2 separate regions of the Homo sapiens genome follow, and region 1 is linked to region 2. The links are chromatin loops, found by intact Hi-C in ENCODE. Cell type or tissue: K562. All regions are shown on one strand. Links, peaks and the distances in the headings refer to the core of each region. The heading gives the core; the rest is flanking DNA.

What was found. Peaks named below come from ENCODE experiments on the same cell type or tissue, not always from the same donor. Only the 100,000 strongest peaks of a DNase experiment are listed, where the experiment ranks them.
Region 1: a loop joins it to region 2, with 10 times the contacts of the local background. A loop is called at or near these places in 3 of 110 quality-filtered maps.

The regions. Positions count from the first base shown.
Region 1 is chr4:123,770,681-123,776,066 of GRCh38, forward strand. All of the region lies in intron 3 of LINC01091 (long intergenic non-protein coding RNA 1091), which reads left to right. Among named protein-coding and RNA genes, the nearest start is that of LINC01091, 120 kb to the left of the region's middle. In K562, for the core only: a CTCF peak has its summit at 2,340 (motif pointing right); a DNase peak (open chromatin) is centred at 2,361.
Region 2 is chr4:125,281,582-125,286,933 of GRCh38, forward strand. No RefSeq gene overlaps it. Among named protein-coding and RNA genes, the nearest start is that of FAT4, 31 kb to the right of the region's middle. In K562, for the core only: a CTCF peak has its summit at 2,315 (motif pointing left); no DNase peak of the experiment used is centred there.

The DNA of each region.
Region 1 (5,386 bases), core at 93-5,092, 1.5 Mb before region 2:
TCTCCCGCCTCAGCCTCCCGAGTAGCTGGGACTACAGGCGCCCGCCAACGCGCCCGGCTAATTTTTTGTATTTTTAGTAGAAACGGGGGTTTCACCATGTTAGCCAGGATGGTCTCGATCTCCTGACCTCGTGATCCGCCCGCCTCGGCCTCCCAAAGTGCTAGGATTACAGGCGTGAGCCACCGTGCCCAGCCACAGACAAATTTTAAAGGTGAACCATTTATCTTGGATAATTTTTAGTTCTATGGGCACCCGCATCGCTGAAAACAAAGCTAAAAAAAAAAAATCCCATAGGCACAAAGCCAACTTTGAAAGTGAGAACCTACTGAGCTTCAACCAAACCCACTGACAGTGCACCACAGGTGGACACCACATGGAAGGATGAAAAAATGTGATTGTGAAGGTCATGTTGACAGTTCCATGTCCATAATCTATTCTTCTTAAATTTGATCTGTGCATCTGGTATATATTTATGCATGTATTTGTGCTATAGGAGCTTAGAGTTCTTTAAGTAGGTCAGGGTTATCTGTGCTATGAAACCTCCTGCTGGGAAGAGATGGTGAGGTGGTGTGAGTGCGCTGGCAAATGCTAGTGGCCTTGGATTACACAGGGCCCTATTAGAGGAGGTTTTGAGGTTGTTTGGGGATCTCTGCATCTGAGAAGAGGATTAGTAGGAACTATACTTCAAAGAGGACCAGGAATGTACCATTTCCTATAACCTGTAAGAGCCAAGGAAAATTCTGCTGCTGCAGATTCAGTTCAGGACAAGAGTTGAAAATCACAGTTAGTACCAAGCCAATGATCCTCTGCTACTATTGCTTATAATATGCTGAGAATAAATAATTTGATAATGGAAGATTAGGAGACACATAAAATGGATACCTACATGGCTTATAGTGTAGATGAAGGTCTGTTTAAGGGCACATGATCACCTTTTTGAGCACATTTCAGGTTGGTGTCTTAGTCTGTTTAAATTACTTTTCAACAAATGTAACATCTTATTGACTTCTCAAAGCATGATTAACATAGATATCTATCCAAGTTATCATCTTTATGAATGGTGAAATAGCCCCTTAGGGAGAGCTACTATGTTTCTTATATTTTCTAGTAGAAAGTATGGTTTAGAGTCTTATGTCAGGAGGTATGGCTTGGTCTTAGCAAGTGTGACCCACAGCAAGAGTTCATAGTGGTTCTTCCACTCAGATTGGACCACTGTCTGAATGTCAAGAAGTAGCTGATTGGATTGTTTCAACAGCTTCAACAGTCCTTTCTTTATGTTGAGTCCTTTCACCATCCTGCTGACATCATCTGGTTACATTGATGGGAGTCTGCTTTGTGTTAAAATATATCACATGTAGTTTTTCTTAATTTCTTTCTTTCTTCTTCCTTCCTTCTTTCCTTCCTTCCTTCTTTTCTTCCTTCATTCCTTTCTTCATTCCTTTGTTCCTTCCTTCTTTCCCTCTGATAAACTTTCTAAAGTTGTAATTTTGTGGTTTTTCTTAACGCCATTTGTTACTCACCTAGATCTGCCATTTGGTAAACGTTCAATATTGGGCCACTTACTAACCATTTTGTGCCTCAGTTTTGTCATCTAAAACATGGGAAAAATAAATGCCTTGTAATGTTGTTCTGAGTATTAAATGAGCTAATACAGGTAAAACTTTTAGAACAGTACCTAACATACAGCAAGTGCTGAATAGGTGTTAGCTCTCATTTCTCGTCATATTGAACAGAGATGAGCAATTGAAAATCTGTGCTGGAATTTTGTGTCAACAAATTTATTATTCTTCTTCTACCATTTCACCAGTGTTTTGGTTTTACTACCTTTGAACACACAGGCTCAAGAGCAGATATAATCTCAAGCCATTAAAAGCATTTATTAGACATCCGTTATCCATATTATATAACCAAGGGGTTCTAAACTGTGGCCTGGTTTAGAAGTGGGGTGGTGAGTATGACCTCCCAGTAGGTGTGTTTCCCTGGCTGTACACACGCATGGGGGCACTCAGGGCTATTTCCAGATAAAATTTACATCTATGTGCCTAATGGTCCCAGGTGGACATATAGAGATGAATGTGTTGAATGAGTCTCCTGGTTTCTGGAGCTTGAAAGCTCCCTGTTAGAAGGGACTGATGATTCTTTCCATCCCACCTTATGGAATGTGAGCCTTACCCAGACCTAAATGAATGTCAGTGCTCTGTGAGCACCACCATTATCAAGCTGTGGAGTGACGTTGGCAGTGGAGGGCATGCACCTGACATAGAGAAATTTACACCCTTGGCGTAATCCTGGAGGTAACGGCGCTTCCAGAGTCACATAGTCCCTAAAGTGACACTAGAGGGCGCAGTATGGACATAGCTGTGAATTGCGCTCTGGACTTGTGAGTGACTTAGCCAATCCAAGGCTGGGCTCGATAGCTCTTTGAGGAGGTGAGGGAACTGAAGAAAAGCAAGAGGGACTGGGGAATCTAGAAAGGAGCATTCTTTGAGAGAAATAATAGTGATGATAGCTACCATTTATTGAGCACTTATTAAAGGTATGATTTAAATACATTGTCTCATTTGATCTTCACAATTATTCAGTGCAGGGCTATACTGTCTTCATAAAACAGAGGAGAACGCCTGGGGCGATGGCTCACACCTGTAATCCCAGCACTTTGGGAGGCCGAAGGGGGCGGATCATGAGGTCAGGAGTTCAAGACCAGCCTGGCCAACATAGTGAAACCCAGTCTTTACTAAAAATACAATAAAAATTAGCCGGGTGTGGTGGCAGGCGCCGATAGTCTCAGCTGTTTGGGAGGCTGATGCAGGACAATTGCTTGAACCCGGGAGGTGGAGGTTGCAGTGAGCCGAGATCGCACCACTGCACTCCAGCCTGGGTGATAGAGTGAGACTCCTTCTCAAAACAACAACAACTAAACAAAAACAAAAAACTGAGGAGGAAATGGAGGCTTAGAGGAACTCACCCAAGGTCACACAGCCTTTAAGTGGAGGAACTGGTGTTTAATCCAGAGCTATCTGAATTCAAAGACTATCTGTATTCTTAAATCTTAACCCTAATATTCTCAGTGAGGAAGGACTGAGGTTATATCTGAAAAAGAGCAACAAATAACAGCTTCAGGGCTGCTGAGGTGGGTTTCAAAAGTCACACAACTCTGAAGTATATTTCAGACCTCCTGTTCTTGGTGATTTGAGCAAAAGGTTTATTGCAAATTATTATCCGGAAACTATGTTTGTAGACTGAGAAATGGGTTTCTGTGAAACAGCATTCATCCAGAAAAGAAGTTTTTTTTCTGCAAGAAAGCAGTTAAAACAAAAACCTGGGGGAATTTGACTCTGATTTTTTTATCACTGAGTTTTCATAGATTCTGGTAGCATTGGATGTGCATATGTTGGTGAATACAGTTCCAGACTTGCGATAATAGAAGTTGTATCATACATGTTCACCCAAGAGCCATTGCTTGACAGAGGCATCTCCAGGTCTGAGATCTCAGGGGAGAGGCCTTCACCCATGGCTGTGAGAGTTGCCATGGTTGAGAACACCAGAATTCTCTCATTGTGTTGCTTGCCTGCCATGAAGCCTCTGGAAGGATATGGTGGCTGAAATAAGGCATGAGGCACAGATACAGATTTCCTGACTCAACTTCTGGTGCAGATAACATTGTTATACTACACATATTTATAATGCCCTTTTGGGTAAGTTTTCATAGAGATCATTTTCATTTTTTACCGATGCCATTAAGCTCAGTTAAGACTATTGGCAACCTTTCTCATCCTCCTCTCCCTCAATATTCAGTAACAATGGTAAGCTACAACAACCTAAAATATTAAGTAAGACTCTACAAATGACATAAACAGAATCTTCACAAAGCAAAAATAAAATTTGTTTTCTTAACAGATGGGCAGTGATTAAAAAGATGAATAACATTCAATGCCAGTAAAGGTATGGGGAAATGGGCACTAGAATTGTAAAATCAACACCTTTTGGAAGAGTGCTTTTGTATTATCTATTAAAATTAAAATACTAATTTCCTGTATCTCAGTTATTCCACTTCCAGAAATTAACCTTTTATGTCTTCCTTTACTTGTTCCTGATTTTAACGGAATACTTTTATGTTTCACCATTAAATAACTTTTGTTGAAGTTTCCTTTTCTTCTTCTTCTTTTTTTTTAGGTACTCATCATCTCTTTAAGGAAATATCTTTCCTTTATTAGTTTTTATTATGAATCAGATTTGAAATTTATTGATGCTTTTCCTCTTTCTATTGAGATGGTCACTTCTTTTTCCTCCTTAAATTTGTTAAAGTAATTCATTTTATTGATAGAATTTCTAGTGAAAATCATTCTAGCAGTTCTGGGGTACACAAGATTTGGTATGGCATATTATTTTTATTAATTTCTGGATTTAGCTTGTTTAATATTTGATTCAGCATTTTGCATCAGTGTTCATGTCTGAGATTAGCTTTCAATGTTCCTTACTTACACTGTCTTTTAGTTTTGGTATCAAAATGAGATGAAAATTTTTGTCCTTTTATATTTTCTCAAAGAGTGTGTATAAAATTTGAATAATCTGTTTCTTGAATGTTTTGGTAGAATTTACCTGTAAAATTATCTGATCTCAGTGATGTTATTTTTCCCTCATGATAATTTTTTACTTATTGTTTTGCTCAATTTCTTTAATGTTATAGAACTATTTAAATTTTCTTTTTACATAAGGCAATTTTTGTATAGTTTTTAAAAATAAAATTGTCCATTTTTTCCAAATGATAGGCTTTTCTTGGTATTCCCTCTTTAATTTCTATTGTATGTGTAGTAATGTCATCCACTTCTCATTCTTAATGTTGTATATTTGTGGTCCTCTCTCTTTATCTCTCTTTTATCTTTTTCAGTATTACCAAATACATTTCAGGGATGCCCCTAATATTTGTGGGGCAAAAGTATGAATGGAAGTTCATGTAGTGTATTATTTCTAAATACTTAAAAATTATAAGCCAAACTCATAAAAGCTTAAGTAAAATCTATTGTTTCCTTCTACTTTGACAAATATACCTTTATAATGACTGGGAAAGCATATTTGAATTTTAAATCCTTGGAATCCTTGAAGTTCCATTCAGGAAAGTGGAAGCACAGGGACATCTGGCCCCTGGCCCATAGCCTATTCTTGTTCTCCTTCTTCTCTTCCAATCCCAACTCTGTTCCACACCATGATAGGCATCACACCATGTCGGTGAACTTACTAACCTGTGCTTCAAACTCCATTCTCACTCTGCAAATATATCCTTCTTGACTATTTCTCAGGAGGGCCAAGCCTTGGGTCCATTGGTTGGGAATCCCAGGGAACTGAGTTGTGGCCTACTTTAGAAGGGGGCTGGTGAGTGTGAGCTTGT
Region 2 (5,352 bases), core at 1-5,000:
CAATCAGTGCTCTGTGTCTAGCTAAACTAGTGGGGACTTGGAGAACTTTTCTGTCTAGCTAAAGGATTGTAAATTCACCAATCAGCACTCTGTGTCTAGCTAAAGGATTGTAAGTGCATCAATCAGCGCTCTATGTCTAGCTAATGGGGTGGGGAGTTAGAGAACTTTTGTGTCTAGCTAAAGGATTGTAAATGCACCAATCATCATTCTGTGTCTAGCTAAAAGTTTGTAAATGCACCAATCAGCACTCTGTCAAAACAGACCAATCAGCTCTCTGTAAAATGGGCCAATCAGCAGGATGTGGGTGGGGCGCGGGGGGGGGGCGGGGGTGGGTGGTCAGATAGGGGAATAAAAGCAGCTCCCCAGCCCACATTGCGTGGTGGAGTCACTTTCCACGCTGTGGAAAGTTTGTTCTTTCACTCTTAGTAGTAAATCCTGTTGCTGCTCACTCTTTGGGTACCTGCTGCGTTTATGAGCTGTAACACTCACCGTGAAGGTCCGTGGCTTCATTCTTGAACTCAACTAGACCAAGAACCCACAAATTCCGGACACAATGCTATTATCACTAAACCATAATTTGTGCATTTTTTCAAGTTACACACACAGACACACATTCACAGCACTTCCTAGTTACTAAAATGTAATACAGTCTTACAGATGTTTTTTGTATGAATAAATGGATAAGTAAATGTATGAAGAAGGGAAGAAATAAATGTATTTATGTTCAACTCTCTCAGTAATGAGTAACCATTTTAATTTGAATTACTTGACTTTCATTCATGTCGTCTGGTTCAATAAGAAAAGCTGAAGAAGATGTGTAATTTCAGCTGGTAGTCTCGTTCCTTTTTTTTTTTTTTTTCGAGACAGAGTCTCTGTCACCCAGGCTGGAGTGCAGTGGCGTTATCGCAGCTCACTGCAAGCTCTGTCTCCCAGGTTCAAGTGATTCTCCTGCCTCAGCCTACCGAGTAGCTGGGACTACAGGCATGCACCACTACACCCAGCTAATTTTTTGTATTTTTAGTAGAGATGGGGTTTCACCATGTTAGCCAGGATGGTCTCGATCTCCTGACCTTGTGATCCCCGCGCCTCGGCCTCCCAAAGTGTTGCTATTACAGGCGTGAGCCACTGCGCCCGGTCCTTAATGGTCATTCTTTTTGTGGCTCTTTCCTCCATAACTTCTAAACCCAACAACTATCATCTTTTACCCCTTATATTCAATTTTGAGAAAAATAATTTTAAATACTAGTTCCATGTGCAAATATTCCTCTGCATCTCTCTTTCTGCCCTGGGAGCATTGTGTGAAAGTGGAGAATAGTGAGAATTTGATACAGTGATATTTTTTCAACCATTTTTTTTATTTTTATCCTGGACACATGACTATCTCTATGCTACAACTCTCTTTGAAGAATTCTCACTGTGCCATGTTCATTCCTTGTTGTTTCCAGATGTAGTATTACCTAGATTACTCTTCTTTCAGCTGCTGTGAGTGTGTGCATATGAGTGTGTGTGTTCATGGGGATTTCCCTGGGGAAGGTGTATAAACAAACAAAAGAAGGATGGAAGGACACCTGGGAAGGGAAAGGAATATGTGCTGGTTTACAGTTTCCAGGTATACTGCACTATTCCCAAAATTTTGCAAATTAGATTTACTCTGTGATTATTTTTTCCCCAGTTTTCAAATATAAAGGATAAGCTTAATAACCCTTCATTGTTTACATTTCTTTTGTTAATGATACAGGATAGTAATCATAACAACAGTGCGTGTTGCATGTTTCTTATGTGCAAGTCCTGTTCCACGTGCTCTGCAGGCATATTCAGTTCTCACAGGAAACCTCTGGAGGAACTGGTTTTATTATTCGCACCTTACAGAAAAGAAAATAGAGGCAAGGAGCATTAAGAAATTGCCCAAGTCATTCAAGAAAGTAAGTAGTGAAGCCAACAAAGAAGCTACAAACTTTTACCAGTGGGACCACGATACTCATGTTCTTAATAGATTTTTCCAATTACTCAGAACTTTTTTTCACTTGGTCAAAAAGAAGAGGTTCAGAAGAGAAAGGCTATCCAGTGGGAAGAAAGTTGTGCCCTCTTCCACCCTATAGAGCAATCTTTGAGGCATAGAAAGAGCTCTTCATTGATGTCAAAATAGAACTCTGTCTTAGTACATAAAATTCTAAGTTTACGTTTTGAGACTATAAAGGTGTAAAATATAGTGCCTGTCCTGGATTTAATTTTGTAAACTTTTGGCTTTTACAAATCGCTTAAAATAAAATGATGAAGGGTTTTTAAGAAACACTGTCCTTGTTTGGTTGAAGTCTGCCACCATGTGGCCACTTTGAAAAATAACATTTTTAGAAGTGACTTCGTAAGAATTTAGATCTAGAAGGATATAGAATATGCAAATATGATATTTCATAATAGCCGAATTTAATCATTGTAGTCAGCCTATTTGTGGTAATGGTATTATTACACAAATCATTTCACAAGAGTCATTTATTTTCATTTATTTTTACTACCAGCTTTTGAGGTAGAAATGTAAGATCTCTCAGTCTGCAAGTACTATTTTTTAACCTTTCATGAAGTACTGACCTGAACAGGAATCCTTAGATTCTAGGTGGGATTCCAATGTCAACTAGCTGTATCTCTACAACATCATATGACTATGACATGGTAGATTTGGATTTTAAGCCCAGTTCAGTCTGACACTGAAACTGGACATATTAGGACCTAAACACGTTTTCCTTGCTTGAAGTTTGTAAGCTATTTTAGTATATCAATTATATTTGTCAAACAACTAAAATCTAAGCTTAACTTTGCACTAAGTTGACATAAAATTAATAGTAGAACTAGTAGTGGTATAGTATAGAATTTAGTAGTGACAGGCAAATATTCTTGTGATAGTTAATTTTAGGTGTCAACTTGACTGGATTAGATAATTCCTAGAGAGAAGGTATTTCCAGAAGAAATTAGCATGTTAATCTGAGTGGATTAAGTGGCAAAGATCTGCTGTCAATGTGGGCAGACACTATTCAGTCAGCTGGGGGCTTGGCTAGAACAAAACCAGAAAAGGCAATTAGGTCTCTCTTTCAAAGAGCTGAGATATACTCTTCTTCTCCTGTCTTGGACATCAAAACTTTAGGTTCACCAGCCGTGGGATTCTAGGACTTACACCAATATCCACGCCCCCTGCCATCTCCAGATTCTCAGGCTTTCAGTCTTAAACAGAGAGCTCACCATGAGGTTCCTTAGTTCTGAGGCCTTCAGACTTGGACTGAGCCATGCTACTAGCATCCCAGGGTCTCCGTCCCAGGGCTTGTCATGGGACTTCTCAATCCCCATAATTGCACGAGAGCTAATTCCTTTAATAAAATCCCCCTCATGTATCTATGTCTATACCTATATCTATTAATAATATCTCTCTCTGTATATATATGTATCCTATTGATTCTGTCTCTTTGGAAAACCCTGGATTGATAGAATTAGTATCTTGTTAAGAATTGGTGCCTAAGGATTTCAAAATTGTTTTCTCCACATTATGTCAAATGAAACAAAACAAAAACAAAATAACACCTTTGATATGCTTTGGCTCTGTGTCTCCACTGAAATATCATTTCCAATTGTAATTCTCCCCTGTCAGGGGAGAGGCCTGGTGGGAGGTGATTGAATCATGGGGGTGGACATCCCCCTTGCTGGTCTCCTGATAGTGAGTGAGTTCTCACAGGATCTGGTGGTTTAAAAGTGTGTGGTAGTTTCTCTCTCTCTCTCTACCCTGTCACCATGTAAGATGTGCCTTGCTTTCCCTTCCGCCATGTGTGTAAGTTTTCTGAGGCCTCTCCAGTCATGTGAACTGTGAATCAGTTAGACCTCTTTTCTTTGTAAATCTCCCAGTCTCAGGTAGTTCTTTATAGGAGTGTGAAAACTGACAAATACAATCTTCTATAAATTTATCAACAAATATGTAATGTATGCCTGTTTGTTTTATAAACTTCCTACTGTAAGGAGATGAGAAATTATCCCTATGTACTAAAGTGTACTAAAGTACCACTAATTTTATGAAATAGCAGTCTATAACAACACACTTTGATTAAACTTTATTACTATTAAGATTGACATTTTTGGCCAGGAGCGGTGGCTCACGCCTGTAATCCCAGCACTTTGGGAGGCTGAGGTGGGTGGATCACGAGGTCAGGAGATCCAGACCATTCTGGCTAACACGGTGAAACCCCACCTCTACTAAAAATACAAAAAATTAGCCAGGCGTGGTGGCGGGTGTCTGTAGTCCCAGATACTAGGGAGGCTGAGGCAAGAGAATGGCGTGAAACCAGGAGGCAGAGCTTGCAATGAGCCGAGATCGCGCCACTGCACTCCAGCCTGGGCGACAGAGCGAGACTCCATCTCAAAAAAAAAAAAAGAAGGTTTATATTTTTGATCCCCATCAAGTTTTATAAGATGCAGTTGCCAATTTCTTATCCTTAGAAGTATGCATACCATCTGTTACAATGTTTCCTCTCCTTTCATGAAGTCACATGATCAAAAGAATCTATTTCCTTAAGAGCTGATATTATATTATTCACTTCGCTTTTTTTTATTTATTTTTTTGAGATGGAGTTTCACTCGTGTTGCCCAGGCTGGAGTGCAGTGGTATAATCTCGGCTGACTGCAACCTCCACCTCCCGGGTTCAAGTAATTCTCCTGCCTCAGCCTCCTGAGTGGCTGGGCTTACAGGCATCCACCACCATGCTCAGCTAATGTTTTGTATTTTTAGTAGAGATGGGGTTTCGCCATGTTGGCCAGGCTAGCCTCAAACTCCTGACCTCAGGTGTTTCATCCAACTTGGCCTCCCAAAGTGCTGGGATTATAGGCATGAGCCACCATACCCGGCCATATTATTCACTTTTCATTGCAAAATCATTTCAATTGTCAGATAATTTAGGTAAAGTATCAGTTAGGGGAAAGTGATTTACTATTCCACATAATTCTTCTTACTTCTTCTTCATAATGTTATATAAGAAAGAAAGAATGAACAACCACCATCTTTCACTTCCTCTAAAAATTATAGGTAGAGGAAAGTCCAAAACTTTTTAAAAATAGTCTAGAGATGTTTTGTGAAATCCTGTCCTAAAAACATTGCTGCAATAACTGTGGACTGTATCTGCAAAGCAAAAACAAAGAAACTTTATTACATAATTTTCACAAGTCAAAACAAAAGAAAATCACTAAATTTGAGCCTACTGTTCTGGTTTTATCTTTCTCTAATATTTTAAAAATCTATGATATACAGCAATCCCCCCTTATGTGTGATTATGCTTTCTGTGGCTTCAGCTACCCATGTTCAACTCTGATTTGAAAATATTA